Linked DNA regions of Homo sapiens: all the other regions are linked to region 1. The links are chromatin loops, found by intact Hi-C in ENCODE. Cell type or tissue: heart right ventricle. All regions are shown on one strand. Each heading gives the region's core, and the rest is flanking DNA. Links, peaks and the distances in the headings are about the cores only. Region 1 overlaps LOC105378009 (a long non-coding RNA gene). Region 2 has its middle 90 kb from the start of LINC03002. Region 3 has its middle 22 kb from the start of LINC01010.

Region 1 (10,754 bases), core at 1,358-9,357:
GGTTGAGAAGCACTGAACTTGTCCATCAAGGTCCTTCCAAATGAAACAGAGCCCGGAGAGGCTGACAAATTGCCCCAGGGCTCCATGGCTTGTTAGCTAGTGTGCGTTTATCTGTGTGTCTGTCTTCTCACAGACTATGAAATCCTTGAGCACCTGAACCATGATGTTGATATTGAAATTCACAGGGCCTCCAGCTATAAATGTTTGATGAGGGCAAAAAGCTAGGAAGGAAAGGAGAACCAACATCTCTCTTTCCCTTGCTCCGCAAAATCTCCCCAAGGACAATTATTGCTAACATAAACTTACTGTGAACTTTTTTAACCCCAAAACTTGTCATTAAATATCAGATTCCCAAAACATATGACCCATTCATTTCTGGAAAAATTGCATGAGTCAGAAAGGCCCCCAAATCCCAAGCCCAAAGACTTTACCCTAATTAATCCAGCTGTTTTAAGCTAAGCGCTTGACCTTGCTCACTACCTCATGCCTCACTAAGCTCTCATTTTGAGGAGTCTCATTTATTCCCTAGTTACACTTGACACTTTCAAATTAATAGGCTGCTCAAAATGGCGTGTCTTCCTTTGGTATTAAGACTCCGAAGTGAAGGAAAGAATTATGGGAAGTGCATGCTGTGACGAAGGAGACAGAGGCCTAGAACCTGAGGTATTGCCGGGGCCTCGGCACAGAGTTCTAGAATGTTATGTGACTTTTCTGGTTCTATCCACCATCAAGTAAGCATCTTTCACCTGCTAGTCAGGTGGAATTCAAGTCAAATCCAGCCAATGTAGTGTGGTGTAGGGGCTCAGAATCAGAGCCATAGAACTGTTTGCAGCAGATAACTCAGTGCCCGGCCCGTGTCCCCTCGCCCTGGCCACTCAGTGCATGCAGACCACCATTCCAAATGCCCAACTCTCCACATCTGCATTCCTTCACCTGAGAGCTGCCTCTGGACCCAGTGTCCCCACCCAGGCAGCAGACTGGAAGTGCCAGACAATGAATATCCCCACCCCACCCCTACCGTGGCCTTCAAACCAGAACTAAACAGGAACTGGGTTTCCTGTGCCCTTTCCTTGCTGGTGTTTCGTAAGCTAATCCCCCAAATAATTGAATCCTTGTGTAATGATCTGCTCTGGGGAAACCCAAGGAAGACACAGTGGTCCGTCAATATACAGACATTTGATTTTTGATATTTTGTTTATTTTTGAGACAGAGTCTCACTCTATTGCCCCAAGCTGGAATGCAGTGGTGCAATTACAGCTCACTGCAGCCTTAACCTCCCAGCCTCAAGTGATCCTCCCACCTCAGCCTCCTGAGCAGCTGGGACTACACCTGTGTGCCACTACACCTGGCTAATGTTTTTATTTTTTGTAGACACAGGACCTCCCTAGGTTGCAAGGGCTGTTCTCAAACTCCTGGCTTCAAGCCATCCTCCTGCCTCAGCCTCTCAAAGTGTTGGGATTACAGACATTACAGGGATGAGCCACAATGCCCAGCCTGATAGTTGATTTTAGAAAAGCCAGTTAATCTCTCTGACAGTGGCTGTCCTAGAGTATAAAATAAGGAAAGAATTTTGAAGTCCCACGTCTTCATAACAGCACGCAAAGGGCTGCATCACGTGGCTGCCAATGACCTCCCTCACTGACCCGCCTTTCTCCCTGGCCTCGCCTCCAAGTGTGCCTCTCCCCTACACTCCTCTCCAGCCACAGGAGTTCCTTTGAATTCTTGGAACATGCCCCATTCCCACTTGCCTTTGGGACTCACTCACGCTGTCCGTCTGCCTGGAACACGCTTCCTCCTTCTGCTTGCTTGGCTCAGTCTTACATATCCTCCAGCTCTCAGCTTAAATATCAGTTCCTGTAGGGAAGCCTTTTCTGTCACCCAGTCTAGGATTGCACTCATTATATGCTCCCAAATATAGTGCTCCCTTCATGGTGCTTGGTATGCCTAGTGCAATTCTCGTTTACTTTCCTGAGTCCATCTCATTCTCCAAGAATTGTCACCACTGGTCTTTATACTCCTGGAAGGCATGAACCCAATTTATTGTCTTGCTCTCTGCTGCATCTCTGATAGCCAGCCCAATGCCTTGCCATAATTGTTGAAACAAAATGCATGTTTATCTATTGAAAAAAAAATTTTTTTTTGAGATGGAGTTTCACTCTTGTTGCCCAGGCCAGAGTGCAATGGTGCCATCTCGGCTCACCACAACCTCCGCTTCCCAGGTTCAAGGGATTCTCCTGCCTCAGCCCCCTGAGTAGCTGGGATTACAGGCATGTGCCACCACACCCAGCTAATTTTGTATTTTTAGTAGAGACGGGATTTCACCATGTTGGTCAGGCTGGTCTTGAACTCCCAACCTCAGGTGATCCTCCTGCCTCGGCCTCCCAAAGTGCTGAGATTACAGGCGTGAGCCACCTCGCCCAGCCTATTGAAAATTTGAGTTGGAGAATAAAAGGATTTTGGAATAAAAATTAAAACAAAGCTTCCCATCATAGGATCCGCCTTATGTAGCTTGTACCTGTGGCAAAATACGGAGTTGTCTTCTATCAGTTCTTCTGCTTGAAGCCCAGGGAAAAGAGTGTATGTAAAAGATGTGCTTCCCTGTGGCTGAGAGCAGCTTTATCTTTTTATCCTAGTCTGGGCTATCATTTTTATTTTTATTTTTATTTTTATTATATTAGAGATGGAGTTTCACTACGTTAATGTTGTCCAGGTTGGCCTCGAACCCCTGGCTCAAGTAATCCTCCTGCCTCAGCCTCCTGAGTAGCTGGGACTACAGGGATGTGCCACCACACCCGGCTTATCATTTCTAACATGAAAATTTAAAAGTTAAACTTTAAATTTAACTGCGTTAAAGTAATCTAACCCAGTAACATAAAAATGTGAAGTTGGGCTGGGCACAGTGGCTTATGCCTGCAATCCCAGCACTTTGGAAGGCTGAGGCGAGCAGATAGCTTGAGCCTGGCAGTTCAAGACCAGCCTGAGCAACATGGCAAAACCCTGTCTCTACCAAAAAAAAAAAAAAAAAAAATACAAAAATTAGCCTGGTGTGGTGATGCACACCTGTGGTCCTAACTACTCCGGAGGCCAAAGTGGGAGTATCACTTGAGCACTGGAGACAGAGGTTGTAGTGAGCCAGATTGCACCACTGCACTCCAGCCTGGGTGACAGAATGAGACCTTGTCTCAAAAATTGAAAAAAGAAATGTGGAGCTGGAATTTGGAGAAGAAAGGTTAGTAGTTGGCCAAGCACAGTGGCTAATGCCTGTAATCCCAGCACTTTAGGAAGCTGAGGCAGGAGGATCACCTGAGGCCAAGAGTTTGAGACAAGCCTGGGCAACACAGCGAGACCCTACAAAAAATTTGAAAAATTAGCCAGGTGTGTTGGTGTGCACCTGTAGTCCTAGTTGCTCAGGAGCCCAGCAGGTCAAGACTGCAGTGGGCCATAATTTCACCACTACACTCCAGCCTGAGTGACAGTGCCCAAGACCCCATCCCTCATAAAAGAAATAAAAATTAAAAATTAAAATTAAATTTAAAGGCTGGGTGCTGTGGCTCACGTCTATAATCCCAGCCCTTTGGGAGGCCGAGGTGGGCGGATCATTTAAGGTCAGGAGTTCAAGACCAGCCTGGCCAACATGGTGAAACCCTGTCTCTACTAAAAATACAAAAAAATGAGCCAGACACGGTGGCACGTGCCTGTAATCCCAGCTACTTGGGAGGCTGAGGCAGGAGAATCGTTTGAACCCAGAAGGTGGAGGTTGCAGTGAGCAGAGATCGCACCGCTGCACTCCAGCCTGGGTAACAGAGTGAGACCCTGTCTCTAAATAAATAAATAAATAAATACATTTTCTTAAAAGGGAAAAAAAATATTTTTAAACTCTTTAATGAACAGTTACTAGCAAACATTGTATGTAAGCAATGTTTGCAAGCAGAAGCTACCATTTGTCAGCTATTAAGGTCAATGCAACCTTCCTAGGTGTTGGCCTTTCTGACATTCACTCCTTTACACTTAAGGGTGTAATGGGCTTTATCTCAATAATCCCTAGATCCTCTGAGGACAGGGCTATGTTCATTTTTAAATTTTTTTATGTTTATTTTTATAATTTTTTAAATTTTGAGATGGGAGTCTTGCTACGTTGCCCAGGCTGGTCTCGAACTCCTGGCCTGAAGTGATCTGTCCTCTTTGGCCTCCCAAAGTGCTGGGATTACAGGCATGAGCCACCATGCCCAGCCAACGGATGAGGCTATGTTCAAAGTCACTCTCTCAGCCTTTTCTGACCACCAATAGACCCAAAGTCCACATTTCTTAGCACGGCATAGATGCCTTCTGGGGCCTAATTTTGCCTACCTTTCTCTCCCAGCTCGTCTTCCTCCATAGTCTGCCTCAGACTTTCCTTGTGTATTTATTTGCAGGCATAATGTCATTTCACGTCTCTGTGACGTTGCCCTTCCTATTCACCCAACCACAGAACTCTTCCCCACCCTTCCGTCAATTTTGCTTGCCAACTCCCATTCATCCTCTGAGACTCAACCCAAGCCCCAGGGCAGGCTTCTCTGAACGTCCAGATTTGGAAGCTCCTCTCTGGTTCCCACTGCCTCTGCTTTCTCATCAGCACAACATTCATGTGTTGAAAACATTTATTTGCTACGCCCCACCTACTCCATCCTGAACCACTCTCTAAGCTTTTAGAGGACAGGATCCATGTCTTCATCTCATTAATGCCAAGCACAGTGCCTGTTACTATTCAATAAATGCTTGCTCAAATATATTATTTTGGTATTATCTAGCCCTGCTTGACTACCAGCAGACACACTTTCAATAAGTAACTGATGATTAATTTACTAAGAGATCATAATAAAAAAGTTTTTGCCAAATGCTCTTTATTTTAAGTGCGTTCAATAAATTTGCACAGATTGGAAAAAGGAAATGTCTTGGCTTAAAAAATTTTCTCTATGATGTGCACTGGTCTTTCATTTTGAATGCCGTTTTCGCAGACAGCAGGCCTGATATGGAATACCTGGGCGAAGGGCACGCTTTCCAGGCATTGCACTACAAATCCTAACTTCTTTCTCACGTATGCGAATGTGTGGCAAGTATGTATGTTGATAATTCCTAAGAAGTCTGTATTCTATTTTAATCAAACTGAATAGGAGTAGTCCTTTGTTAAAATGAATGAAATCTGCAGTTAGGCACTGGAATTCATTTCCAAGGGAGGGGTTCTCCAAGAAGCCTTGCTCCAACTCCACCCTGGCGCCTGCCCTAAGAGCGCCTGCCCAAGGCCAATGTGTCCACACCCCGGCCAGGAAAGGGTTGGGTCCCCTTCAAGGTTCAGCTGCAGCCCCTGGGGACAGGAGGCTACGACACCATTGGGCTAGTCCCAGGCTCTCTGCACAGCTTGAGGTTGGGTTTCTGGATCTCTGACGTTTTCAAACCTGGCACACTCTCCACATCCCCTGTAAACCGTAATACTACTATTTAGTGAGCTGTGATCAGACAGTTGCTGCACATTTGCATAATACCTACCCTCCTTGCACAGGTGGAGTAACTGAAACAATTTTTGAAATGATTTTCCCAAAGATGGTGCGTAGCCATCCTGGGGTAACACCCGGAGGAGCTGATTCCAGACCTGCACAGGTGATGAGCGATGTATTAAAGCTGTGCTAATCATTATAGATTTTAAGTTTTTCACATATATCACCTCGTTTTATACCCACCAAACCCCTATTAAGAAAAAGGTGTCCTCCTCTTACTGATGAGCAAATTGAGACAGAGAGACAAAGTGAAGGCTGGAGAGGGGCATGGCCAGTAACCATGTAGTGGGGTGGGGACAGAAACCCATGTCTTGTCTTGATTCAGAACTCTGTCTACCCCTTCTCTCTCTCTCTGTCTCTCTCACTCTCTCTCTCTCTCTCGCTCTCTCTCACGCACACGTGCAGACACACACATAGAAATGCTTCGCTCCTGGGGAAAAAGGGAAGGGACAGGTAGGAAGAGAATCTGTGAAGAACCAGAAGTGTGATTTACATAAGACAAGTTTTTCATAAATATGCCAGGCACCATAAGAAATAAATTATAAAATCAGGCCGGATGCAGCAGCTCATGCCTGTAATCCCAGCACTTTGAGAGGTCAAGGTGCGCAGATCAATTGAGGCCAGGAGTTTGAGACCAGCCTGGCCAACATGGTGAAACCCTGTCTCTGCTAAAAATACAAAAATCAGGCCGGGCTTGGTGGCTCATGCCTGTAATCCCAGCTACTCAGCAGGCTGAGGCAGGAGAATTACTTGAACCTGGGTGGCAGAGGTTGCAGTGAGCTGAAATGGTGCCACTGCACTCCAGCCTGTGGGACAGAGTGCGACTCTGTCTCAAAAAAGAAAAGAAAATAAAGAAATTATAAAATCACTCACTGATATTTGCATTACCAACTGAAGAGTCTGATAGGCCCCTAAGTTGGCTCACCGTAAAGATGGCTGAGTTTTCCCTTCGTTTCTATCCTAGTTTGCTCTGAAGTACAGACTACAAATATGATAAGACAAATGTGTTTGCAATTTTAAGCCATGCACAATGGTTTGCACCCGTAATCCCAGCTACGTGGGGGTCCAGGAGTTCCAGGCTATGTGAGCTATGATCCTGCCACTGCACTCCAGCCTGGGTGACAGAGCAAGACCCTGTCTCTTAATAAATAAAATAAAATATGTTTGCAATTTTAGCTCCATGAATAAAAGCATTCAAACTGAATTCTCCACTAACACCAGAAATTTGGCCTTAAATGAAGACTTACTGTCTCTTGCTGTGAAGTATGATATAATGTCTTAGATATATGAAGATCTCAAATGTCCACTTAGTTGAAGGCCCAACCGTTATTGTACTGTAGTAATAAGAGTGAGGCTGAGGAAAGAGTTTGAAGATAGCTCTTGTGAAATGAGCTACTGGTCTCATGAGACCTTTGCAGGAAGTGAAGTTCATAAGGAATGACTAAACCCTGCATAGAAAATGTTACCTTCATCCATGAAACAACATGGTTGGTTCTTATCACTCGCCCTAATGTGATAGCTGTTCATCCTGGATTAACATCACGTTGATTAATGGTGCCAGTTAAAAGTCAAGGCATGCTGAGTGTTGACCCCATGGAAGAATGCAAAGCTATGTATATTTAATAAGGGGCATTAGAAAGGGCGCAGGACACTGAAAAGAGTTTTCTTGACACTCTTGGTAATTAAGGATTTACATCAGCAGGAGGTCAAGTCATGACAATTTCAGTCTTAATTTGTCAATAGGCAATCACAAATTGTAGTCACTGACTGCTTCACCACCAACTTCCTAGGTGGCAGTTGGCACATCCCTTTTCAGTATTAGAGAAACTGCCAATCAGGCTGGAATGACGTAGTACTCTATTTTCAAAGAAGAACATAATACATAGAAAAAAATTAGGTCAATATTTAGCTTCAGCATCTTCTGGCAGAAAATAATCTTAAACATAGAGGGGATGTATATTTACCTTAACCAAAGGCTCGTCATGTGTCATTTGCTGTTACAAATCGATCAGCCTTTATGTGCCATAAAGTAGCTCAGGGTCTTTGTCCCTGCCATCACCCTGTGGGAGCTTTTCCCCAGTTATCCACATGGCTCATGCCATGGTCCTTCAGGCCTTCACTCAAAGTCATCTTTCCAGAGGAGCCTTCTCTCCACCAACTGTAGCACTACCCATGCTGCTTTCTCATTTTCTTTTCTCCATAACCTACTCTGCTTATTTTGTTTCTTATCTTGCTCTCCTCACTAAACCATAAGCACCACGAGAGCAGGGATTTTTATCTTTGTTCCCCACTACTAAATTTCTGCTCATAGATGAATTCCTAATACATAGTTAGTCATTCAGTAAATATGTGTTGGACAGATGGATGGATGGATGGATGGATGGATGGATGGATGGATGGATGGATGATCACTGAAGCCAGGAATACTCTCAGTTGGCTGGAATCTGACACTACAGATCCAGCAGCAAATAAAGGACAAGCATATTTCTCAATTCTTCTTTCTCTGCTTGCTGGCATCTATTAAACCATCCTCTGCACAAGCCAATCCTACCATTTCAATCCTGAATCCCTGTGTTGGTCATATCACTACATGGTAATTTCTTCACTTATCTAGGACAGCCATATGGTGATGATCCTTTGGGGAAATCCTTAAAGAATAGCATTATCTGATTTGGTAAAAGAGATTAAAGTGGTTACCAAAGATGTGTCTACATGCAATCTTAAGCCTTTACATGTGGTTGAACATAGTATCTGCCCTGCTGGGCCAAACTCTGCAGGTGGGTTAACAGTTCAATTATCAGTGGCACTTTTTATGTACTTAAGAACTATTCAAATTGGGCCATTCTGGCCAGGTGTGGTGACTCATGCCTGTAATCCCAGCATTTTGGGAGGCTGAGGTGGGTGGATCACTTGAGGTCAGGAGTTTGAGACCAGCCTGGCTAACATGGCAAAACCCCATCTCTACTAAAAATACAAAAATTAGCTGGGTGTGGTGGTGCGTGCCTATAGTCCCAGCTACTCAGGAGGCTGAGGCATGAGAATCACTTGAACCTGGGAGGAAGAGGTTGCAGTCAGCCAAAATTGCGCCACCACACTCCAGCCTGGGCTACAGAGCAAGACTCTGTCAAAAAAAAAAAAAGGCCCATTCTAAATATATTTGATACTAGTTCTTTCTGTATGTACGTACCTAGGGACAGTGTGGCCACCAATGTCCTCACTCACAGGGGAATTCCCAATTGGTTGTATTGGGTCTTACTTTGAACAGAGGTTCCTGCAGGACACCACTCATCCTCATAAGATGTTCATGACCCCCTCACTCTATTGGAAGTGAGGTAGACTATGGACTTGCAGGAGTTTAGCACCCAAACATGGAAAGCAATCACAGGCAATGAGTAGGTGGGGAAAGAATGAGCAATTATTCAAAGGTTGTCAGAGAGTGGCTCCTGTAGGCCCTTATTAGACAAAAGCCTGTGTCAAATCTGCTTCTGCTCAGCTCCCTGGTTCTGGAGTTGGAGCATCCCTCTTTTGCTCCCCATCCTTCTCCAGCTCTGTCCTCTGCAGTCCCAGTGACCCACCAGCCCTCTCCTCTCCCTTCTCCCGACCCAGTTTTTTTTGTTTGTTTGTTTTTGTTTTTGTTTTTTCTCTTTTGAGAAGGAGTTTCACTCTTGTTGCCCAAGCTAGAGTGCAATGGCGCAATCTCGGCTCACCGCAACCTCCGCCTCCTGGGTTCAAGTGATTCTCCTGCCTCAGCCTCCCAAAGTAGCTGGGATTACAGGCATGTGCCACCACGCCTGGCTAATTTTTTGTATTTTTATTAGAGAGGGGTTTCTCCGTGTTGGGCAGGCTGGTCTTGAACTCCTGACCTCAGGTGATCTGCCCGCCTTGGTCTCCCGAAGTGCTGGGATTATAATAAGCGTGAGCCATCATGCCTGGCCAGGCCCAATTTTATTTAAACTATGAGGTAAATTCTGCTCCATGAACCCTAAATGTTCCCGCTTAGGATGGTGTTTTCTTCTTCTTCTTTTTTTAAATTATTTTATTAAGGAGCAACCCAGTTAGCTGATAGGACAGTGTTTTCTATGAGCCTTTGTTTCTGCTTCACTGTAGCTGCAGGAAGAGGAAATGGCACACCTAGAAAATGCACAAATTAATATTTCAAAATATAGTACTTCCCCATGCTTAATAAAATCATCCACATCCTTTACTCTGAGAACCATTTCTTCCTTGAGTTCTGCTCACTCTGCTCCAATACATGCCGGTCATTTACTCCATAGAATCACTTTGTCTGCAACATTCATTTGTCTCCATGTACTTGATCACCCCTGGCCTTGCTATAGTTTTTGTTTATTCCTTTTTAATATATTTTTAATTAAGGTTTTGTTTAGTGTTTCTAACTATGTTATCAGCTCCTTCAGAACAAAGAACATCTCTAAAAATACTTTAGAAGCTACTGTGCCTTATACACAGTAAAAATATGCTGATTGATTGAGTCCCATTCTGGAAGAATCTGTGAGGTATACCTGACTAAGGGATGAGAAAAACTAATCAAAATGGATTACATGGTGGTTAATTTTATGTGTCACGCGACTGGGCCACGGGGTGCCAGATATTTGATCGAATATTACTCTAAGTGTGTACATGAAGGTGTCTCTGATTGAATAAGGTATATTACCCTCTCCAGCGTGGGCGGGCCTCATCCAATCAGCTGAAAGCCTGAAAAGTACAAAAAAGGCTGAAGCGCTTGCAAGTAAGAGGGAATTTCCTCCTGCCTGCCTGTTTTCAGAACTGAACTGGGGCCGAATGCAATGGCTCCCACCCATAATCCCAGCAATTTGGGAGGCCTAGGCAGGCGTATCACTTGAGCCCAGGAGTTCAAGACCAGCCTGGCCAACAGGGTGAAACCCTATGTCTATATAAAAAGAAATTAAAAAAAAAAAAACTGAACTGGAACAGTCTTTTCCTGGGTCTTGAGCCTGCCGGCATTCAGACTGGAACTCTACCATCAGCTCTCCTAGGTCTGCAGTTTGCCAGCTGTAGATCTAGAGTCTTGTAAGCCTCCATAATTGGGTGAGCCAATTCCGTATAATAAATCTATATCTATGTCTATGTCCATATCTTTATCTACGTTTTTCTCCTATTAGTTCTCTTTCTCTGGAGAACCCTAACTTACACAAAAGTTTATATTTAGAAGAACTTTCCTATCCTGAGTATTATCTTTGTTGC
Region 2 (10,754 bases), core at 1,195-9,194, 290 kb before region 1:
TATTATTTTTAAAGCAAAACCAGCATTATTCTACATACATTACTCTGCAACCTTGTTTTTTCACTTATGTTGATATCACGGACAACTTTCCAAGTCAGTAAATATGCAGCTTATTTATTCTAATTGCTGCATAATAGTCCTATAATGGATATATCATAATTTACTCAACCATTCCCACGTCAGTGAATACTCAGCTTCCCACTGTCTTCTAAATAGCTTCTTATTTAATCAACACATTGCCTGGCCTCTTGCATATCAACTTCTGCTTTTTTATAACTAGGACAGGCCATGTCCAAAATGAGGTAATCTACTCCTTGGGCGAATGCCTCCAAACCACCAGGAAATTTGTTTTCTATGAATTAAAATACCTGTACTAAGGTGTCCTTTTTATTCCATAATTAAGGTTAGAGTATATCTTTTCTGGACACTGTTGTCTTTTAGGTAAGGTATGATATACAGATAATATAATATCTTCACTAGAAAATGGAATAGTCTGAGGTTACCAAAGAATCTTAGATCTTTTGTGATAGTGTCTAATACAGGTATATTTATAGTACATGATTTCTACCCCATTGTAATGCAACAACAACATCATCGAAAACGATTTGAGGCTGCTTTTTGTTTTTTTTTAATTTTTCAAAATTGTTAATCTATCAAAACATGGGCTCCAAAAGTGTAGAGCATTTAGTTCCCCAGGGCATCTCCAGCATGTGTAATAGAAGGATGACTGATGCATGTAGCAGGGACTGTGTAAATATTCATTGAATGATGAAAATCGACTCCTAAATTTCACACTCTTCATCTCACTCTGGGCAGAAGGAAGTGATATTCTAACATATGCTGTACTTTTCTTTTTTCCAAATGACAATAGGTGACCCAGATAGTTCCAGAGTCCTGAGCTCCATTAATTCCCAGAAGTCTAACCCTGGGGACTGACTATGTGTTAGCTGACAGCAGAGGCACAGACTCAGACACCAGCTGAGACTATAACTCCCAAGACAACCAAATGCGGGGAAAGTGGTTTAAAAGTTGAAGCTCTAAAAGCATTATTTTTCCTGAGTCCATACATATTTGCCTCAATTGGTGAAATACTCATAATATAGTAGAGTACTATTCTGCCATTAAAAACGATAACATAGAAGAACATTGAATAATGTGGGGAAATAGGATATATAACACGACAGTGTGACCCTGCCTGAGTTAAAGGAAATATATAGCTAAAGGAAATATATATCAATTTGTATATGTACAGAGCCAGAACTATATACACCAAAATGTTAACAGTATTTTAGGTGAAGTTGAGAGGTGACGGTGTGCTGGCAGTCCTCAGAGCCCTCGCTTGCTCTCGGCACCTCCTCTGCCTGGGCTCCCACTTTGGCGGCACTTGAGGAGCCCTTCAGCCCACCGCTGCACTGTGGGAGCCCCTTTCTGGGCTAGCCGAGGCCAGAGCCGGCTCCCTCAGCTTGCAGGGAGGTGTGGAGGGAGAGGCGCGAACGGGAACGGGGGCTGCGCTCGGCGCTTGCAGGCCAGCTGGAGTTCTGGGTGGGCGTGGGCTTGGCGGGCCCCGCACTCGGAGCAGCCGGCCGGCCCTGCCGGCCCCGGGCAGTGAGGGGCTTAGCACCCTGGCCAGTGGCTGCGGAGGGTGTACTGGGTCCCCCAGCAGTGCCGGCCCACTGGCGCTGCGCTCGATTTCTCACCTGGGCCTTAGCTGCCTTCCCGCAGGGCAGGGCTCGGGACCTGCAGCCCGCCATGCCTGAGCCTCCCACCCCCTCCATGGGCTCCTGTGCGGCCTGAGCCTCCCAGACGAGCGCCGCCCCCTGCTTCATGGCGCCCAGTCCCATCGACCGCCCAAGGGTTGAGGAGTGTGACCGCATGGCACAGGACTGGCAGGCAGCTCCACCCGTGGCCCCGGTGCGGGATCCACTGGGTGAAGCCAGCTGGGCTCCTGAGTCTGGTGGGGACGTGGAGAGTCTTTATGTCTAGCTCAGGGATTGTAAACGCACCAATCAGCACCCTGTCGAAACAGGCCACTTGGCTCTACCAATCAGCAGGATGTGGGTGGGGCCAGATAAGAGAATAAAAGCAGGCTGCCCCAGCCGCAGTGGCAACCCGCTCGGGTCCCCTTCCACACTGTGGAAGATTTAATCGTTTGCTCTTTGCAATAAATCTTGCTACTGCTTTCTCTTTGGGTCCACACTGCTTTTATGAGCTGTAACACTCACCGCAAAGATCTGCAGCCTCACTCCTGAAGCCAGCCAGACCACAAGCCCAACGGAGGAAGGAAGAACTCCAGATGCGCTGCCTTAAGTGCAGTAATACTCACCGCGAAGGTCTGCAGCTTCACTCCTGAGCCAGCGAGACCACGAACCCACCAGAAGGAAAAAACTCTGAACACATCTGAACATCAGAAGGAACAAACTCCAGACGCGCCACCTTAAGAGTTGTAACACTCACCGCGAGGGTCCGTGGCTTCATTCTTGAAGTCAGTGAAACCAAGAACCCACCAATTCCGGACACAAAGTGATTAGGATTATGACTAATTTTTTATAATGTCTTCTTTTTACTTATTTTTCCATCAAAAAAATTCTAAAAGTAAAGAAAAGCAAGAATTATTTCTGAGACTGTGACTATTCCTAACTCTTCTTTTCCATCTTATCAAATCATAGCAGTTGTTTTCTTTTAATGAAAACTCTTGCTACAACATACTACTAAAACAGATAAGGGAGACAGGGTAACATATTTCTAAAGACAGAAATAGCGAGCCAGACTTTAATGACCAAAGGAATGGTACAAATAGGCCAGATAAATTTTCTATCCATGAAAATGTTAACTGCGATTTACATGACTACTATGCTGACAACTTCTAGTTGCAGGAAACTAGGTATAATTATAAGAAATTTTGACAACGTACAGAAGTTTTCTTCACAAAATGGGTGAGTGTTGTGTAGAAATATCTCACCTTGCTTAAAAATCTTCCACTGGTGTAGAGGGTCAGCTGTTCATTGTATGAGCGTTCAGATGAGGGATAGGTAACATGAAAACACACTTTGTCATGATTTTAGATCATCACATGTATCTCAAGCTGGGTGAGTGTATTTCACTGTGTCTTCCCTAGAACAAGCCACCACTTTGTTATATTGCTGCATGGTCTGTAGTCCTCATTGCTTGTAAAAGTGACTAACATGCAGTTGTTCATTCTAGTTCCTGCTCATTACAAGCTATGGAGCATTACATTCTGGAAACTTCTGGTTTGGTTAGTCCCCACTCTGACGCTTATTGGGAAAATAGCAGAAGAGCAGCTAAAAAGTGACTCTGGGCTTTTGCAGCCCTCACTTAGGAGACCATGTGCAATTAGCAGCGTGGGAAATATCCACGTCCCTAGCACAGTCCTGTGAAAGTTTCCCAACAAATATTTGTTAAACGAATGAATGTGTCGTGTAGGTCTTCTGATCTAGGACCCTTTTGCAAACACATGCTTTCTCTCAATCTCCCCTTGTGCATTTGTTTTATGCAAATTAATTAAATGAAACTAAACCATCTCTTCAGGTGGTTCTGATATAGTTCTACTGACAACAGGTCTCAAGTTTCTTGTGATCTCTAGAAAATGCCTAGAAATTTGGTTTCCAGGTTTTATTTTCTTAATTCTATTAACAAAATAAAAATGAACACGTGAAAGTCAACACAAAACACATGCACAGAAATATTTGCAGTTGAACAATCTGCAAACAGCTTCTTGCAAAGAGACACACACACACACACAGAGAGAGAGAGAGAGAGAGATGGCATTAACTGGCACCTAGACATAAACTAGAGTTGGTAGTAACCTGTTATTTTATTAGACAATTTTTATAATGTCTGAACCCACTAAAATAATTCCCTTTGTTCTCTTCCTTCTTCTCCTCCTCCTTCACTTTTTTGCTGTTTTAAAGCAACTAATAAATAGAACTATACCTAAAAAAGAAGGTGAAAAAAGGGAAATAGAGTTTGTCTATTATTAAACCTCTATTGTATGCTAGGCATTTATTCTGGGCATTTTACCTATAACATTTCTTTTAATCCTCCTAAAACCTTGCCAAGGAGATATAATTCACAGTTTTATGGATCCAAAAATGTATTCAGAGAGGACAAGACACTTGTCCTCAAACAGCTGATAAATGACTGAGTTGGATCAAGTCTTTCTATCTTAACAGCCTGCAGCTTTTCACGGCACCACTGTCAATAGTGTAGTAATATTCCTGCTCTTTCGCAGTTCTTCTCCTTGGAAAGTTACTGATGACTTGGAAGGCCAAAGATAATAGTCATTTAGCCTATAGTGCAGTGTCCTTCCCTAGCCTCCACGTATTTGGCTGTGGGCTCTAATTTTGGGCAAATGTCCCTGGAGATTGAGCAATAAGAGAACTGTGTTATCTGGGGCTGTCCTGGCTGATTTGACGTTTGTCTGGGGCAGCGTCCCTATTGAGTTATCTTCCTCTTCTTAGTTTCAGTTCCTAGCACCAGCATCTATGTCCTTTGTACAAAGAACAGGTGGCCTTCCATGCTTCCACAGGATGACGGTCCACAATATTTATGGTAATTTGTCTCACGATGTACAGTACATTTTTTATTGCACCAAAGATCAGCCTGGGGCAGGGTCTGGGACAGCGTCCCTATTGAGTTCTCTTCCTCGTCTGAGTTTCAGGTCCCAGCACCAGCGTCTGTGTCCTTTGTACAGAGAACAGGTGGCCTCCCACACTTCCACAGGATGACAGTCCACAATGTTTATGGTGATTCGTCTCACAGTGTACAGTACATTTTTTATTGCATCAAAGATCAGCGTGAACTTGAGTTTGTACATAAAGGTGAAAGATCTCTTTGGCAAGAGCTGGGCACACTCTTGGCATTTCCCTTAGCCTGCTTACTTTTTAAGTTTGTGCTCCTAACAGATGTCCTAGATTTTAAATAACGCGTTTATTTTCCAGTTAAACGTCATGGTAATTAACATTGTTCCTGCAGTACAAAATTAATTTTGATGAGATGACGATGTCAGGAGTACATTGGGCTATTCTTTTATGGCCTCCTTTTTGCACGTGTTTCATGACCTTAAATTTATCTATTTACTCTGGGAGCTAAGAAGGTGACACTACTGTAGTCATTTAGTATCTGTAAAAAAAATGTGTAGTCTTTCTATTGAACAAGGAGAACACATGGAGACAGGGAGGGGAACATCACACACTGGGGCCTGCTGAGGGGTGGGGGGCAAGGGGAGGGAGAGCATTAGGACAAATACCTAATGCATGAGGGCCTTAAAACCTAGATGACGGGTTGACAGGTGCAGCAAACCACCATGGCACAGGTATACCTATGTAACAAACCTACACGTTCAGCATATGTATCCCAGAACTTAAAGTAAAAATAATAATAATAATAATAATAATGTAGTCTTTCTGAAATTTATGTCCCTGGTTTTCAGGGCTCACAGAGCCAGAAAAGGAGATGAAATCCCTTTAATGGTTCATTGTCATCATCTTCATCCAGCGTCCTTCAGAAGTATAGAGGGTATGATCATATGTTTTATTATATTTATTTATGGATGTTATATGATTAATATTGTACAGTATAGGGTGTTCTATATTTCATATTATTTCCTTAAACATATATCATATTTTCTTCAAGTCAATAAATATTTTCCTGAAGCATAATTTTTCTAGGTTGTATGCCATTCCTTTTCAGGATGTGACACTATTTAACTAATTGCTGCTTGTTTGAAATTCTAATTGTTTCTACTTTGTCCTTGCTATAAATGTTTTTATATTTGCATAAATTAATAATAATAATATAAACAAATATTTTTATATTTCTGTATTTGTACTTCTTTAAAATATTTTCGTATGTTAATTTTTAGACAATCATTCTTATTATAAATTTCTATAAATATGGAATTACTGAGTAAAAGGTACAAACTTTTAAAGGATTTTGATAGATTCTGAAAAAGTGTGATTAATGCCTGTTTTTACTTTCTCCAACGCCTTTTTTTTTTTCCCCTAGACGGAGTTTCTGTCTTGTCGCTCAGGGTGGAGTGCAATGGCACAGTCTCGGCTCACTGCACCCTCTGCCCCCTGGGTTCAAGAGATTCTCCTGCCTCAGCCTCCCAAGTAGTTGGGATTACAGGCGGCCACCATCATGCCAAACTAATTTTTATATTTTTAGTAGAGATGGAGTTTCACCATGTTGGCCAGGCTGGTCTTGAACTCCTGACCTCAGGCGATCCACCCACCTTGGCCACCCAAAGTGCTGGGATTACAGGCTTGAGCTACCATGCATGGCCTTCTCCACCAGTTTTATTCCTGCTTCCTGCTTCCTTGTTTTGCCATTTCTATGTTGGCCTTATCTCCCAGCACATGATTTGGGCTCCTTTAGGAGCTGGAAACATATATTCATCTTCACCACTCTGCTCACTTTGATGAACACCTACATCTGTAATTCCTGCAAAATAAGCTTTTGTGGAGTTGTAATGACAATGAGTCTTACATTTAGCATACTGAATATCTGCACTGAAAGTTAGATGATCCCACATGTGTCAAATTAATTGTTGACAGCTCTTTGTGGAGCCTAGTAACATGCCAGAGAAATTCTGTAATTGACTATAGACAAGATTTCTCCTCCAAGTAATTTTCTCATTCTTCTATAGCATGAATGTTATACTTTTCTTCAGATAGTATCGAATAAACCCCAAGAGATACAGAATTTTATTTTTGAATAAGTACTCAGGATTCGTCATTAATAGTTTTAGTTTTAGACTTGTTTGTTCATCTGCAATACATTGATCTTATATCTCATTTATTAGCTGGGGCACCCGTGCATTTAAATACTATACCAATTTGTCTGTTTGTCCTGGAATTCCTGTCTCTTCTGTATTGCTTGGCCAGGTTAAAGGAATTCAGATAATATTGATATTGAGAATATAGAAACAAGTGTACCAGCCACCGGCTTACTATAAAAACATGGGTCTTTGGCATTGACTGAGCAAACAGGTCTTCTCACTTGGTGCATACACAATGTCTCAAACAGCTATTATGATTAATTAACTTTTCCATGTTGATGTAGGAAGGTGTACTAGCTCTTAGAAAACCAGCTCCAACTAGCTTGTAGTCTGATCAAATAAAGACCGAAGTGAAGTGAAAATGGAAAAAACAAAGCAACAAGTCCTTTAAGGTTTAAAAAATCAATGATGATTTTTTAAAAGGCATTTCAATCTAGCTAATAAATTCTTGTGTCTCTTTCTGAAAAGGATATTACTTGATACAGAAATTCTAAATACATATTTGAACAATTAAATTGTAATATATGCTTATTTGCTACTGTCTGTTCATATGTGGCAATCTCCACTGCAAAATAAAAACAAAAACAAAAACAAAACCCTCCCTTGAGCTCTTTATGGTGGATCTGGCCTGGGAGCTGTTCACTCTTAGCTCTGCCCTTGTGTTAGAGCAGAAAGAACCTAACTACACAGAGATTTTTTTTTTTTTTTACGTAGTTAAAACTCTTGATACCTATGAAGTGGTGCTTGATGCTAGTGGACTGAGTTGGAGTCTCATAATAATAAACAGTTCACTTTGTAAGCACTTATATGTACCAATACTTTATATATGCTAGTCAACACTCGGAATAGTCGTGCAAATTATTTGACAGCTGATAGAGCTGAGACTTAGCGAGGCTATGTTTCTTACTCAGGGTCACATAGCTAGTTGTTGGCAGAGCTGTGTCCATTGTAGGACACTTCTGAAACTTTTCACACATCTCTCTATGCTGTTGTTGTGTAAGATGCAATGCAAGAAATTTCAGGTGAAAAAGGGAGTGCAGAGCTCATCCTGCACAGTTGTCTCACGTGTTGCTTCTTGAGACACATCCTCACCAAGAATTGCCAGGCTTTGATAGCACAACAGATTCTCCCCTTCTCAAACCAACTTTGAAGAAGGAGCAGAGCCTGAAGACGGGCAAGTTTTGCTTTTCATTCCATACAGGTGCCTCTTTAGGTATTCTTGAGATATAATGTGCAGAAAACTGAGAAACTGTAGGGAAATTAAAAGTAGCACAAACATAATAGTCACATACGTGCTCCTCATCAGCACAGATGGAGAACACATTTGTCCAGTGTGGCACAGTTAATGGCAGCAAGGACAATGGGGAAAAATGCTCTGTTTTTAAACTCTGATGCTCTAAAATTCACCCCTAGTTTGACAGGAATGTTGGGAATGGTGATGTGGCCTCGTAGGTTGAATAACAGCAAAAACATATGGGCATTCAGAAGAGTATTTCTTTAGCCATTTTCTTTAAAATTCTGGGCAAATTGCTCATTTTTATATATTTTTAAATAGTTTGGCGAAGCATCACAAAAATGATTTTTAAGTTAAATATTTAAGATTGTTCATAAATTCTTTGTAACTGTTTGTTCTCAGTTGCCTGTCCCCAGCAAGAGATACTTCAGATACAGTATTTCTTAAGGAAGCCAGGATGGACTAGAGTTTTTCAAGTTTCCCCAAGATAATAGTGTTCACTTTGCTAGGTATTTTCATTTTCATACAACCCCCCTTTGTGGTTGGTAATATGATTGCACCCAATTTTCAGATGAGGAAACTGAGACCCAAGGGAGGCTAAATAGCTTGTCCACTAACATGCTTTGAAAAAACATAGTGGAATCAGGATTTAGACCCTGGTAGTTTGGTGCTAGCATCCAGGTACAGTACTTGAATGCCAGAGAGAGCCAGGCACGTGGTTGGGAAGTTAATTGTCAGTGAATACAACTCTGTGTTCAAGGTCACAGAAAGGTCTCCCGCCATGGCTTTATAAGATCACCATTAACCTCAGGAATGGGCTGGTAGCATTACAGACCAAAGAAAGAAAAGCAAACTGCTTAGGATTTAGGCCTGAGGTTCTGTGAAACACCTAAAGACCCATGGGAATGGAGAGCCCTCCTGGGGCATTTCCTGCAGAGGGACAGACAGGAGAGAACATGAAAAAAAAAAAATAATCTCCGGGTGGAAAATTAATTCAGACTTCATGAAAGGTTCACATTGTTGGAAGTGATGACTCTTGCTTGCTGTTCTCTTTTGAGTCCATGCCTAGGATTTTAAGTGATTCTTGACTTTGGCTTCTGGCACACACACAGCAAAGCAGCAAATGCTCTTTACCCCCAGGATGGATCTTTCCCACACGTTGTGCTGCCATATGTGGGCACACCCACCTGAAGCTCTGGTGGTTTTCCCTGGAAAAACACAGAGGGTTTCAAACTTCTGTGGCCTTACTTGGCCCATCCCCTGGGTAGGGCTGTGAGCTTCTCAAGACAAAATAACTTCTATCTTTAGGAAGCTCATCTAAAAGAGGCAAAGCTGCTTTATTTATAGGCTGATCATTAGGGCCATAATTGGATCAGGACTGTCTGCCAGTCACCCTCAGATATTTGCAGCATGTTTTTCTCCAAGTGTGCCTCTTTTCATTATCCAGATCAGAGGCATAATAAGAGAAGGAAGTTAAGTTGTGGAGTTAAGTTTTTAATTTCCCTACAGTTTCTCGGTTTTCTGCACATTATACCTAGAGGTGACTTGCCATAGGTGTATTTTAGCACTGGGTAGGACACACAGTGTTTGCAAAAACAAAAAGAAAGAAAAGAACAGCATTTTGTGCTGGAAATAAGGTACAATCATTCTTTCCTATCTTGCTATTGCTTCTGAGTATATTCAGGTAAATTTAAGGAATCTCAGGATTATCTGTTGTGGTTGTTTTATTTCATTCTGTTTTAATTTGGGGTTTCTTCATTTCAGTTTGTGGTTATTTTTGTTTATTGTTTATTTCATATGTATGTTTTTACTTGGAGGAACCACTGTGGACCCGGATACTTTAGAATAAGTGGTGTGTGTTGGAAGAAAGTAAAACTGAGAAACGATGACCTAGGTTCTGTCCTAGCCCCAGCTGTCAAGCAGCATGATCTCGGGCGAGTCACGTAACTTTTCCATTTATAAAAGGTTTGGCGCCATATCAGCGATTCCCCTGCATGGCTGCCCATCACAATCACCTAAGGAGTGTTTTAGAATAGAGTGTCTGCCACAAAGGAGCATGGGGGAACATTTCCAGATGATGAAACTGTTCTGCATCTTGTTATAGTGGTGGTTACATGACTTGTACGTGATGTCAAAATCTGACAACTGTACACTAAAGAGAGTGAACTTTACTGTAGGCATATTATCTTAATTTTAAATTAAAAAAATTTAAATCTCTTGAATATTGATATAGTGAAAAAATTGCCCAGGCCACCCCAAACCAACTGCCTACTGAACGCTATCTGTCCTTTCGACCATCTCCATAGTTGTGAACGTAATAGAAACTGACTCAGACATTCTAAGTTGCCACGATCCTAGGTTCAGCTGCTGTTTGTCTGTTGTGGCCATGAAGTCAAGAGTAACCGAGGTGCAGGACAGCACTGTGGGCACCTGCGGTTAGAGCATGTCTGGACAGGCTACTTAAATCACAGGGAAATTGGAGGGGGAAATGTGGCTGAGCTCTGGGTTAAATACTCAAGTGAAGCATCCATTATGGTCAGTGAGCAGAAAGTGTAGGCACAGCCAAGTACTGATCACATATAAGAAACCAGTGTATAGAAAGAAGATGTTGTGGCTGGGTGTGGTGGTTCATGCCTGTAATGCCAGCACTTTGGGAGGCCCAGGCAGGCAGATCACGAGGTCAGGAGTTCGAGATCAGCCTGGCCAAGATGATGAAACCCT
Region 3 (10,754 bases), core at 1,915-9,914, 72 kb before region 1:
GAGCAGAGGGAAGAGCAAGCTGATGGAGGTGACTAATCAGAGGGCCTGATGGTCAAGTGCTCAAGGTGGAGTTAAAGGAAACCCTGCTTTCTTGACATCACCAGCTGCTCAGAAGCCTTCAGCAGGCATCCTAGACCTTCTCCTTCTCTAAGGGATGGGCCTCACCTACTTTCTTCAGCTGAGACCTGGCACAGACCCTTGGAGCTTCTAAGGACCCCATTGTAGCCTTGGGGTGGAGGCCCATGGCACCACTGCCCTCTCCCTGGGATAAAGGTCCTGGGGCCACTTCTCAGGGCTGTGTCCCTCTATCAGGAGGTAATTGTCTCTCCCAAATCACCTTCTTCTTCTTCCTTTTTCTTCACCCCATTAAAAAAAGGGTACAGAATACCTTTCTTTTTTCTTTTTTTTTCTTTTTTTTTTGAGACAGTCTGTCACTCCATCACCCAGGCTGGAGTGTGGTGGCGTGATCTCTGCTCACTGCAACCTCTGCCTCCCAGGTTCAAGCAATTCTCATGCCTCAGCCTTCCAAGCAGTTGGAATTACAAGTGCGCATCACCACACCCGGCTAATTTTTGTATTTTTAGTAGAGATGGGGTTTCGCCATGTTGACCGAGGTCTCGAACTCCTGACCTAAAGTGATCAGCCTGCCTTGGCCTCCCAAAGTGCTGGGAATACAGGAGTTAGTCACTGTGCCTGGCCCCTTTCCTTTTGTTCTGTAAGAGCTCAGCCAACATCTAACATGTATGCATTCGGTCATTCATAGACAAGAATTTCAGCTTGGAACCAAAATGCTTGGATTTATATGTCAGCTATTTGCCTCTACAGCTCAGTCTACTTACTGGCTCTGCGACCTCGGGCAAGTTGCTTAATTGCTGTATGCTTCAGCTTAATCATTTGTAAAACAAGTTTCCACTCTTTAGGTTTTCCAAAGAAATCAGATGTGTAAATCTATAGAAGACGTTTAAAGAACTGTTCCTGGCAACTTAAAAATGTTTGTTATTGTTACCCTTTTTTCCTTATTATTATTATATGGCCAGTGACCTAGTCTAGGCAGTGGTTATATCAAGACAAATCAAACAGTTTCTAGCTAAAGTCCCCGGACTGGCAGGGCAGGGGTGGGGGTTCAACCCAGTTATCCCTAATCAGTGTGACCCATGCTATAGTGAAGGTGTGCGAAGTCATGGAAACACAGAAGAGGGGGCAGTTTCTTGTGTTGAAAGGATGAGTTGAAGTTTTTCCAGGTGAAGTATGGGGAAAGGGAAAACAGGAGGCAGAGAAGGCCTTCTAGGCAGCAAGAATGCACTGTGCAAAGGCTGAGGCATGTGAAGAAACAAGATGTGGGGTGACTGAAGGAGCCATGTGGGCTTGGTGAAGAAAAAAAAGGTGGTGTCCAGATTCCTATGCCAGGGAATCTGAGTCCCAAAAGTGAAGGAGAGACATAAATGTCTGAGCAGGTTAGAAACAGAATGAGGGCTGGGGCGTGGTGGCTTACGCCTGTAATCCAAGCACTTTGGGAAGCTGAGATGGGCAGATCACCTGAAGTCAGGAGTTCAAGACCAGCCTGGCCAACATGGTGAAACCCCCATCTCTCTACTAAAAATACAAAAATTAGCTGAGTGTGGTGATGCACACCTGGGATCCCAGCTACTCAGGAGGCTGAGACAGGAGAATTGCTTGAATCTGGGAGGTGGAGGTTGCAGTTAGCTGAGACTGCACCACTGCACCCCAGCCTGGGCAACAGAGCAAGACTCTGTCTCAGAAAAAAAAAAAAGAAAAGAAAAGAAAAGGAAAGGAAAAAAGGAAAGGAGAGGAAAAAAGGAAATAAAAGAAACGAAAAGAAACAGAATGTACCTCTGAGTTCTGTCCACAGGAGGCTGGGAGAGGAACAACTCACTACAGCTACATCAATTCAGCTACATTGTATCCCTAGTGTTATGTGTATATATAATGCTATGTATATGTATATATAATGCTATGGCCTAGCCTTGCCTGAGGATGTCCTCACCAATTTTAACATTGTTTCTATTTGAAATATATATTTTTTTAATTTCCAAACAGCCTACCGGCAACCAAACTCTTGGAAAACAGCTTGTTCTTAAAATGAGGTTCTCCAGCAGTGTAATGTGGTCATGAACCTCTAGATTTTAGTTAAAAAACAGGCCAGATGCGGTGGCTCATGCTTGTAATCCCAGCACTTTGGGAGGCCGAGGCGGGAGAATCATTTGAGCCCAGGAATTCGAGACCAGCCTAGGCAACATAGTGCGACCTCATCTCTAAAAAAAATTTTACAATTACCTAGGTATGGTGGCACATGCCTGTGGTCCCAGCTACTGAGGAGGCTGAGGTTGCAGGATTGCTTGAGTCTAGGAGGTCGAGGTTGCAGTGGGCTGTGATCATACCACTGCACTCCAGCCTGGGTGACAGAGGGAGACCTTGTGTCCAAAAACAAACAAAAAACCCCAAAACCATAACCTCTGAAGGATTGAGGGGAAAAAATCAAAGCAACATTGTCTTATTCTGATGTGATCAGTAGGTTAATCAGAAACCTTGTCCTAAAATCTGTGTTATTTTAGATTCCTTTCCATCTTTCATCCTCAAATTGTGAAATTAGCATGATACAGTTATTCATTCTGAGAGCTGTCCGCGGAACATGTATTGATTGAGCCTGTGTGCCACGCATTCTGCTAAGCCCTTTATGCATATTATTTAGTCTTTACAACCCTCTAAAGTTGGTATTCTTTTTTTTTTTTTTTTTTGATACAGGGTCTCACTTTGTCACCCCACCTGGAGTGTAGTGGCGCAATCTCAGTTCACTGCAGCCTCCGCCTCCCAAGTCAAGCGACTCTCCTGCCTCAGCCTCCTGAGTAGCTGGGATTACAGGCATGCACCACCACACCTGGCTAATTTTTGTATTTTTAGTAGACGCAGGGTTTCGCTATGTTGTCTAGGCTGTTCGCAAACTCCTGACTTCAAGTGATCCACCTACCTCACCCTCCCAAAATGCTGGGATTACTGGCGCCTTGCCTAAAGTTGGTATTCTAATTTTCAAATAAGGAAATTGGAGCTCAGAAGGTTATCCGATTTTACCAGGGACACACAGTTGACAAGCAGCAGAATCAGAGATGGAACTCAGATCTGTGCATGTCCAAAGTTAGTGCACTCAACCACTTCCCTGTATGCTTCTATGGATCAATCAACATTGAAACAATTTTTTCTTGGTCTCCAGCCTTTAAAAACAAGTCTCTTTAAGCTGAGTAACTGACTTAAAGTAATAGGTGCATGGAATCGGTGCTATTTGTCCAAACTGCTCCCATCTCTTCCACACTGATCTTGTTCAAGTTCTCAAACATGACAATATTTTCTGGATGCTTTTCAAATATATCATTTTACATGTTCGAAATCTCTTAATACCACTCAGGAGTGAGTAAATATTAGCAGCCATTAGTTATGGAGTAGTAAACTGAGCTAGAAATAAGATGAATGACAAGTTCTAGAACGTAACAGCGGTGGGAGGTGTCTCAGCAAAGCAGCAATGGAGCCAATAAAGGTTTATGGACTCATAAGTCCACAGTAAGAAATGTCCTACATGCAGTGTAGGACTCAGGAAGTTGAGACCTCAGAGTGCTTGCTTGGTTTTGAACTCCATATCACGGAACCATAAATACATACATAGTCATATGCATGAGTCCTCAGGTTCTAGTAACTGATTCACAAACTCTTCCTGGAAGTCCTTTGGTAATAAATATCAGAATTACGAGCAATGTGTTTTCTAAGTCAGAACAACACACTGTATCCAATTAGTCTCAGCGAAGTCCCAGTAAAGGAATTTCATCCAATCTGACTCAGAACAACACGGTGGTGACATCAGGTCCAATACAGACCCTGCAGAGAAAATGAATGGGTGGGGATAGACTGAGCACATGTGCACTTTTCTGGGTCCCTCCTCTGCGGCGCAGGCCACAGGCAGTCCTTTCTAGTAAAGCCTGTGTGAAACCCTGGTGGTGAAGGAGTCTTATCTTGACAGCTTCCGCTGTATCACAACATTCACAACAGTATGTCAGTAAAAGGCAAAAAGAAACAACCCAATTATATTGAACCACAGATGTGTAGATGTGTACACAGATGTTCCCCCCCATCCCCACTCCAAAAAAGGAAGTTCCCCGGATGTCTTGCTCCGTAGCAATTGTCACATGCATTTTAAAGAAATTCAGCATCTTTGTGTCACATTCTCAAGATAGTTTCAAATTAACGTTTGACTACTTGAGAGGCTGAAGTGGGAGGATTGATTGAGGCTAGGAGTTCAAAGCCAGCCTGGGCAACATAGTGAGACCCCCATTTCCAAAAAAAAAATAAAAGAGTAAAAAAACAGTTATCTTCGGCATTGGAGTCAATGGGGTGTATGGCTAAATATCAGAAACACCACACTTCCTTAGCTAACTTTACTTAGAGATATTTGTTCTGATTCAAGCTTTGTTCTTTTATTCCCTTTTATTTATGAATTTATGAAGAGCACAGATACCATTTACATATTTGTTTTTAATGTATTTTCAAAATTCTGACTGAAAAGTAAAAACCCCTTGCCTCCAATTTGCTTCAGTTTGTTGGGCAAAAATAGGTCTCCTTTTCATCACTGCTTACACAAACCATTTTATTAATAATTTATCACAATGTTCCACAGCAGAGATAAAGCAGACACCCACATGATCATTATGTGTTCATAATGTGGGCTCTGCAGTGTCTTAAATTTCCCTGCACCTGCTGTTACCTGCTCGCTCCCTTCTCTCTAAGGTTTGCATTTGCTGTGATGCTGATAAGCTTTAGCGCCACACTTTTCACTGCCTGGATAGGTAACTGTTGACTAGGAAAAGCAGACACAGGTTGCATCATGTGTTGCCACGATCTTATTTTCACCCTCCTTGAACTAACTGCAGTCAAGAGAATTTGCCCTACAGATGGGTGAGAGTTTTCACAGTGCCCTGGGATCCTCCAATTCTTGGGTCCTTAGTCTTCCTCGCCAGCCTCCCCACTCCCCTCACACACAGTTCTTTCTTTGCTCTGCTTCTGAAGACATTTGAACCTGTTCTAAATCCCTCCCCTTCCTTCCATAAAGAGAGCTTCCTTAGATCATTTTTCTCAGCCTTTCTCTGCTTGCTGAATTTAAACCTTGGCACAAAGGTCACAGGCAGACAGAAGGCACTTTGCTGAATAACTTGTGTTTGAACTTCTAGAACAGTTACTTTGGGTTTTTTTAAGGTACTCATGTCATGTTTGGCAGTGAAACGTTCAGTGTTGCAAAAAATAAAAATGTCAACTTGCAAAATCTTTCTCCTTCAACTCTACATCCGTAGAGAAAAATAAAAGATGTATAATGCCTTTCACCCAAGAATGCTGAAATCATTAATAAGCATCAAGTAAATTATTCTGAGATGTAATTGATGACAAAGATCGAAATCTTCGAACCAAAGGTTTCACAAGTACTATTATTTACAATGAAAAATGTGAGACCTGCATACCAGCCCTGTACACGATAGCATTTGGTAAATAACGACTGACTGTTGATGATATTCACAGAAAGTCAGTGACTGACTAGCAAAGAAGGGAGTGACATGTACCAATGTACCAGAAGAAGGAAGCAAGGCTTAATCTACGTCAGGCCTTTTTGCTATTTCTCGTAGACCCCAGGGAATACATATGTCCTTCCTCTGGTCTGTGCAGTGATGCTGCACAATTAGAGGAAACGCTGAGCATCGGAAGCCAGGCTTTCTCCCAACAAACCCAGAACCCCCAACAACACACCGCCTAGTCCCAGCTTCTCAGAAGCACATGCTATGAAGCTCTCTATGCTGCTGAACATTCCCAGGATGACAGAAACACAGAACCTGGGGAGGGTCCCTGGTTCTCTGGGGAGGTGTCTCTTCTCTTCAGTCCCCTTCTTCTAATGGGGTTAGGATAAATGAAGGGGACTGGTGAATTGCTCTACAGCCTATTTGCCATGTTAACAAAGTAGGCTACCTAGCCCCTCAGAGCTTGTAAGCTGAGAATAGTGTTTTCCTGATTTGGCTGATATAAAGGTCTGCATAACAGTAACAAGTTGTGTGGATCCCTCCAGATTCACACTTTACCCTTCTTTCCCCATTCCCTTCCCTTCCCTTCCCTTCCCTTCCTCTTTCTTTCTTTCTTTCCTTCCTTCCTTCCTTACTTCTTTTTAGTCTTTCTTTTTTAATTGAGATAAGGTTTCACTATGTTGCCCAGGCTGGTCTCACACTCCTGAGCTCAAGTGATCCTCCCACCTTGACCTCCCAAAGTGCTGAGATTGCAGGTGTGAGCCACCATGTCTGCTCCCCCCACCCCCCCCTTTTTTTTTTAGAAACAAGGTCTCACTCTGTCTCCCATTCAGAGCAAGTACAATGGCACAATGCTAGCTCACTGAGCCTCAAATTCCTGGGCTCAATCAATTATCCTGCCTCAGCCTTCCAAGTAGCTGAGACTACAAATGTGTACCACCACACTAGTTAATTTTCAAATTATTTTTTGGAGAGGTGGAGTCTCACTGTGTTGCCTAGGCTGGTCTCACACTCCTGGCTTCAAGTGATCCTCCCACTTTGGCTTCCCAAAGTACTGGGATTACAGGTGTGAGCCACCTCACTTGGTTGTTTTACCCTTTTTGATAAGTGCTATGTCTTGGGAGGTTGACCCATATGAATGGCTTCAACAAGTTCTCTTGCCACCTGACTTTCTATGGGATATGCCCATGGAGGCACCAGAGGATGATCAGAGTTGAGAGAAGAGGGAGATTCAGAAATTTACTCTCCAAGCTCCTTCCTTGCCAGGTTAAATGTATCTCCCAAAAGTTCATGTGTTGGAAATTTAATTATCAATGTAACAATATTAAAAGGTGGAACTTTTAATAGTTGATTGGGTCATGAGGGCAGAGCCCTTATGAATGGATTAATGCTGTTAATGCAGGAATTAGCTAGTTCTACTGAGACCAGATTATTACAAAAACAAGCTTGACTCAGTCTTGTGATCTCTTTTGCACATGCTCACTTGCCCTTTTGCTTTTGTGGCATGTTACAATGTGGTACTAAAGCCCTTGCCAGAAGCTGCTGCCATGCCCTTGGATTTCCCAGCCTCCAGAACCATGAGCCAAATAAATGTCTTTTCTTTATGAACTACTCAGTCTCAAGTATTCTGTTATAGCAACAGAAAACAAAGACAGAAAACAGGTACCAAGAAGTGAAGTTGTTGCTAGAATAAATATCTGAAAATGTGGAAGTGGCTATGGGATTGGGTAATGGGTAGATGCTGAAAGAATCTGGAGAAACAGGCAGTGGGTCAGCTGCTTCATGCACAGAAGCCTACAAAAGAAGCCTTCTTCTTCTTCTTTTTTTTTTTTTTTTGAGACCGAGTTTTGCTCTTGTTGCCCAGGCTGGATGCAATGGCACAATCTTGGCTTACCACAACCTCTGCCTTCTGGGTTCAACCAATTCTCCTGCCTCAGCCTCCCAAGTAGCTGGGATTACAGGCATGTGCCACCATGCTTGGCTAATTTTGTATTTTTAGTAGAGACTGGGTTTCTCCACATTGATCAGGCTTGTCTTGAACTCCTGACCTCAGGTGATCCACCCGCCTTGGCCTCCCAAAGTGTTGGGATTACAGACGTGAGCCACTGTGCCCAGCCCACAGGCAGCCTTCTTCTAAACAGCTACCCTCACTCCTGTCAGCACTAGGGTCCCACTCCTCCTCGCCCTGGGGTGCTATGCCATCCTTTGTGGTTTCCTTAAACCCTACCCACACTTTGTAAACCGTTTCTTTGTTGAATTCTCATCAAATTACCAAGAGGAAATATGGAATATCTTTTCTACCAGGACTTTGAATGATGCATATGTGAAACAGCTGGCTATATACTAGAGGCTCAGGAAATGGCAATGATGTTACTGACTCTGTAATTTAGGTTAGCTTCATAATGTATTTTAAGCAGCCCTGTTTCTTCTTTGCAAAAGGAAATATCCTGCAAAAAATATAGTTCTGCATCTGTATCTACAAAGTAGTTTGAAAGTGGAATTCATGAATGAATTCAGTCAAATAGCCACTATACTGAAGAGGGTAGATTGTTCATATATAGCCAACTTTCATCAGGCTAGATATGACCTCAAAAACTGAAATCAGATTTGGAAAAATCAGAGGCCTTGGGACCATGAATCAGTCTTGCTTCCTAGAGGATGGGTACAGGCTTACCTCCTGGAAAAAAGAACATTTATTCTAACAATCTGTTAGCAGGCCTGCAGTGGTTCTCAAAGTGCAGGTCCCAGCATCATCTGGGAACACATTAGAAACGGAAACTCTCTAGCCCCATCCCCAAGCCTGCAGAATCAGAAGCTCATGGGTTGCAGCCCAGTAATATGTGTTTTAACAGACCCTCCAGAGGACTCTGATGCACACTAAAATTTCAGAACTACTTCACCTGAGGGGTTTCTGGAAGTAGACAAAAGCCAACTTTCAGGAGTCTAGGTAAGCATTTGGCATCAGATGACCTAACAAGCAGTAAAGAATTCAAGAGCTGGTCAATTCGTAAACAAAGAACTTTGTTTGCTTTGGGGAAACTCTGTCATTAGGGAATAGGAACAGGACCTCTGTGTATGGTTCAGAGAAGGACTCTAGTACCTGCAGGGTGAGTGGAGAGCAGGTACAATCAAAGCAACACCCCAATATTACAGGGACTGAAGGCTAAGTGGATTCGGAAGCAAGGCATTATGCACTGGAAATAAATGAAGAACCCTTATGGGGACTGGGGCCCTCATCAGTCTGGGTGTCTGGAATAGCTACAAGCCCAGTTAACAGAATCAGAACTCAGGATTAGTGCTGAAGAAGCATTTTGAGTAGTTCAATGCTTGGGATGTGAGTGTTTGACCACAGCTTTTAAAGTCCCTGGTGCCTCAAATTAGGACTAGTCCTAAGGGCCACAATGTAGCTGTTTCTTTTGGTGACAACCACACATTTTGGCTGTGGGAAGGTGGTGGGTACAAAGCCTCTAGATTTTCAGGCAGGGCGTGACCACCACCTCTTCACACTGGATACTTGCTGGCCAGCTGGTTTCCTGATTCAGCTCATTATTTTTCAAATTACCTGATGTGTGTAGACCTCTGGTTTTCAGTCTTCAGTATATAGCAATGTTATGATTTAAATGTATCCCCCGAAAGTTTATGTGCTGGAAACTTGTCAATGTAACAATATTAAGAGGTGGAGCCTTTAAGAGTTGATTGGGTCATGAGGGCAGAGCCCTTATGAAAGGATTAATGCCATTAATGAAAGAATTAGTTAGTTCTACTGAGACCAGATTGTTACAAAAGCAAGCTTGGCTCACTCTTGTGATCTCTTTTGCACATGCTCACTTGCCCTTTTGCTTCTGTGGCATGTTATGATGTGGTACTAAAGCCCTTGCCAGAAGCTGCCACCATGCTCTTGGGCTTCCCAGCCTCCAGAACCATGAGCCAAATAAACGTCTTTTCTTTATAAATTACTCAGTCTCAAGTATTCTGTTATAGCAACAGAAAACAAAGACAGAAAATTGCTACCAAGAAGTGAAATTGTTGCTAGAATAAATGTCAGAAAATGTGGAAATAGCTTTGGAACTGGGTAATAGGTAGACACTGAAAGAATTTGGAGAAATAGGCTAGAAAAAAAGCCTGTATTTCTGTGAATGCAGCATTAAGGACAGTTCTGGTGAGAGCTGAGAAGAGAAGATTAGGGATAATCTGAAACTCTTAAGTGATTGCTTAAGTGGTCACAATTGGACTGTCAGTAGAAAAATGGACAGTAAAGGCAATCCTGATGAGGTCTCAGAGGGCACTGGGAAATAACATATCAGAAATTGGAGTAAAGGTCATCTTTGTTAAAACATAGCAAAGAATTTGGCTGCACTGTGTCCATGCCTGAGGGCTTTACGGAAGGCAGATTTTAAGAGTGACAATCTAGGCTATCTGGCAGAAGAAATATCTAAGCAGCAAAGCACTCAAGCTGCTGCACAGCTACTTTTAACTGCTTATAGTAAGATGCTAGAGAAAACAAATTATTTAAGGATGGAATTTATAATTAAAAGGGAAGCAGAGCAGAAAAACTTGGAAAATTCTCAGCCTGGCCATGTAAAAAACTATAAAGCATGCCAGGATGTGGCCAGGCAACCATTTACTGAAGAGATTAGTACAGATAGAAGGAAACCATGGGCTGTTCCTCAAGACAATGGGAAAAAAGACCCCAGAGGCATTTCAGAGATCTCCAAGGCTGCCCCTCCTATCACAGGCTGAGCTCTAGGAGGGCAAAATGGTTTTAGGGGATAGACCCAGGACACCCTTCATTGGATTACTGCCCAGGGCTGTCTCAGGTCTCTGCTCTCTGCATCCCAGCACGGCACCCCTTGGCTGTGCTAGCCATGGCTTGAGGAGGCCCAGGTGTGGCTCAGGCCACAGCTTCAGAAGATGCAAACAGCAAATTTTGGTGGCATCCACATGATGTTAAGTCTGCAGGCATGGAGAATGCAAGAGCTGTGAGAACATGGCTTCCTCTATCTAGATTTAAAAGGTTGTCACAATCACCCAGGAGGCTGGGATTACAGGGATGAGCCATTGCGCCTGGCTGAGGAAAACTTTCTAAGACAGATGGGAGAGTAACATTATTTGTGAAGATGTTGTCTTTGATGAACGGTTGGCATGGACTGTGAAACTGATGAACTTAATTTTTACCAACTATGAACACCC

The links. Hi-C counts contacts between places; a loop is a spot of excess contacts. Peaks named below come from ENCODE experiments on the same cell type or tissue, not always from the same donor. Only the 100,000 strongest peaks of a DNase experiment are listed, where the experiment ranks them.
Region 2: it touches region 1 in a loop (2.5-fold over the local background); 6 of 110 quality-filtered maps call a loop at or near these places.
Region 3: a loop joins it to region 1, with 2.0 times the contacts of the local background. A loop is called at or near these places in 8 of 110 quality-filtered maps.

The regions. Positions count from the first base shown.
Region 1 is chr6:134,336,953-134,347,706 of GRCh38, reverse strand. All of the region lies in intron 1 of LOC105378009 (a long non-coding RNA gene), which reads left to right. Among named protein-coding and RNA genes, the nearest start is that of SGK1, 24 kb to the right of the region's middle. In heart right ventricle, for the core only: no CTCF peak of the experiment used is centred there; DNase peaks (open chromatin) are centred at 1,696, 4,506 and 5,326; H3K27ac peaks cover 6,053 bases.
Region 2 is chr6:134,624,654-134,635,407 of GRCh38, reverse strand. No RefSeq gene overlaps it. Among named protein-coding and RNA genes, the nearest start is that of LINC03002, 90 kb to the right of the region's middle. In heart right ventricle, for the core only: no CTCF peak of the experiment used is centred there; DNase peaks (open chromatin) are centred at 2,137 and 4,527.
Region 3 is chr6:134,409,951-134,420,704 of GRCh38, reverse strand. No RefSeq gene overlaps it. Among named protein-coding and RNA genes, the nearest start is that of LINC01010, 22 kb to the left of the region's middle. In heart right ventricle, for the core only: no CTCF peak of the experiment used is centred there; a DNase peak (open chromatin) is centred at 5,771; H3K27ac peaks cover 2,519 bases.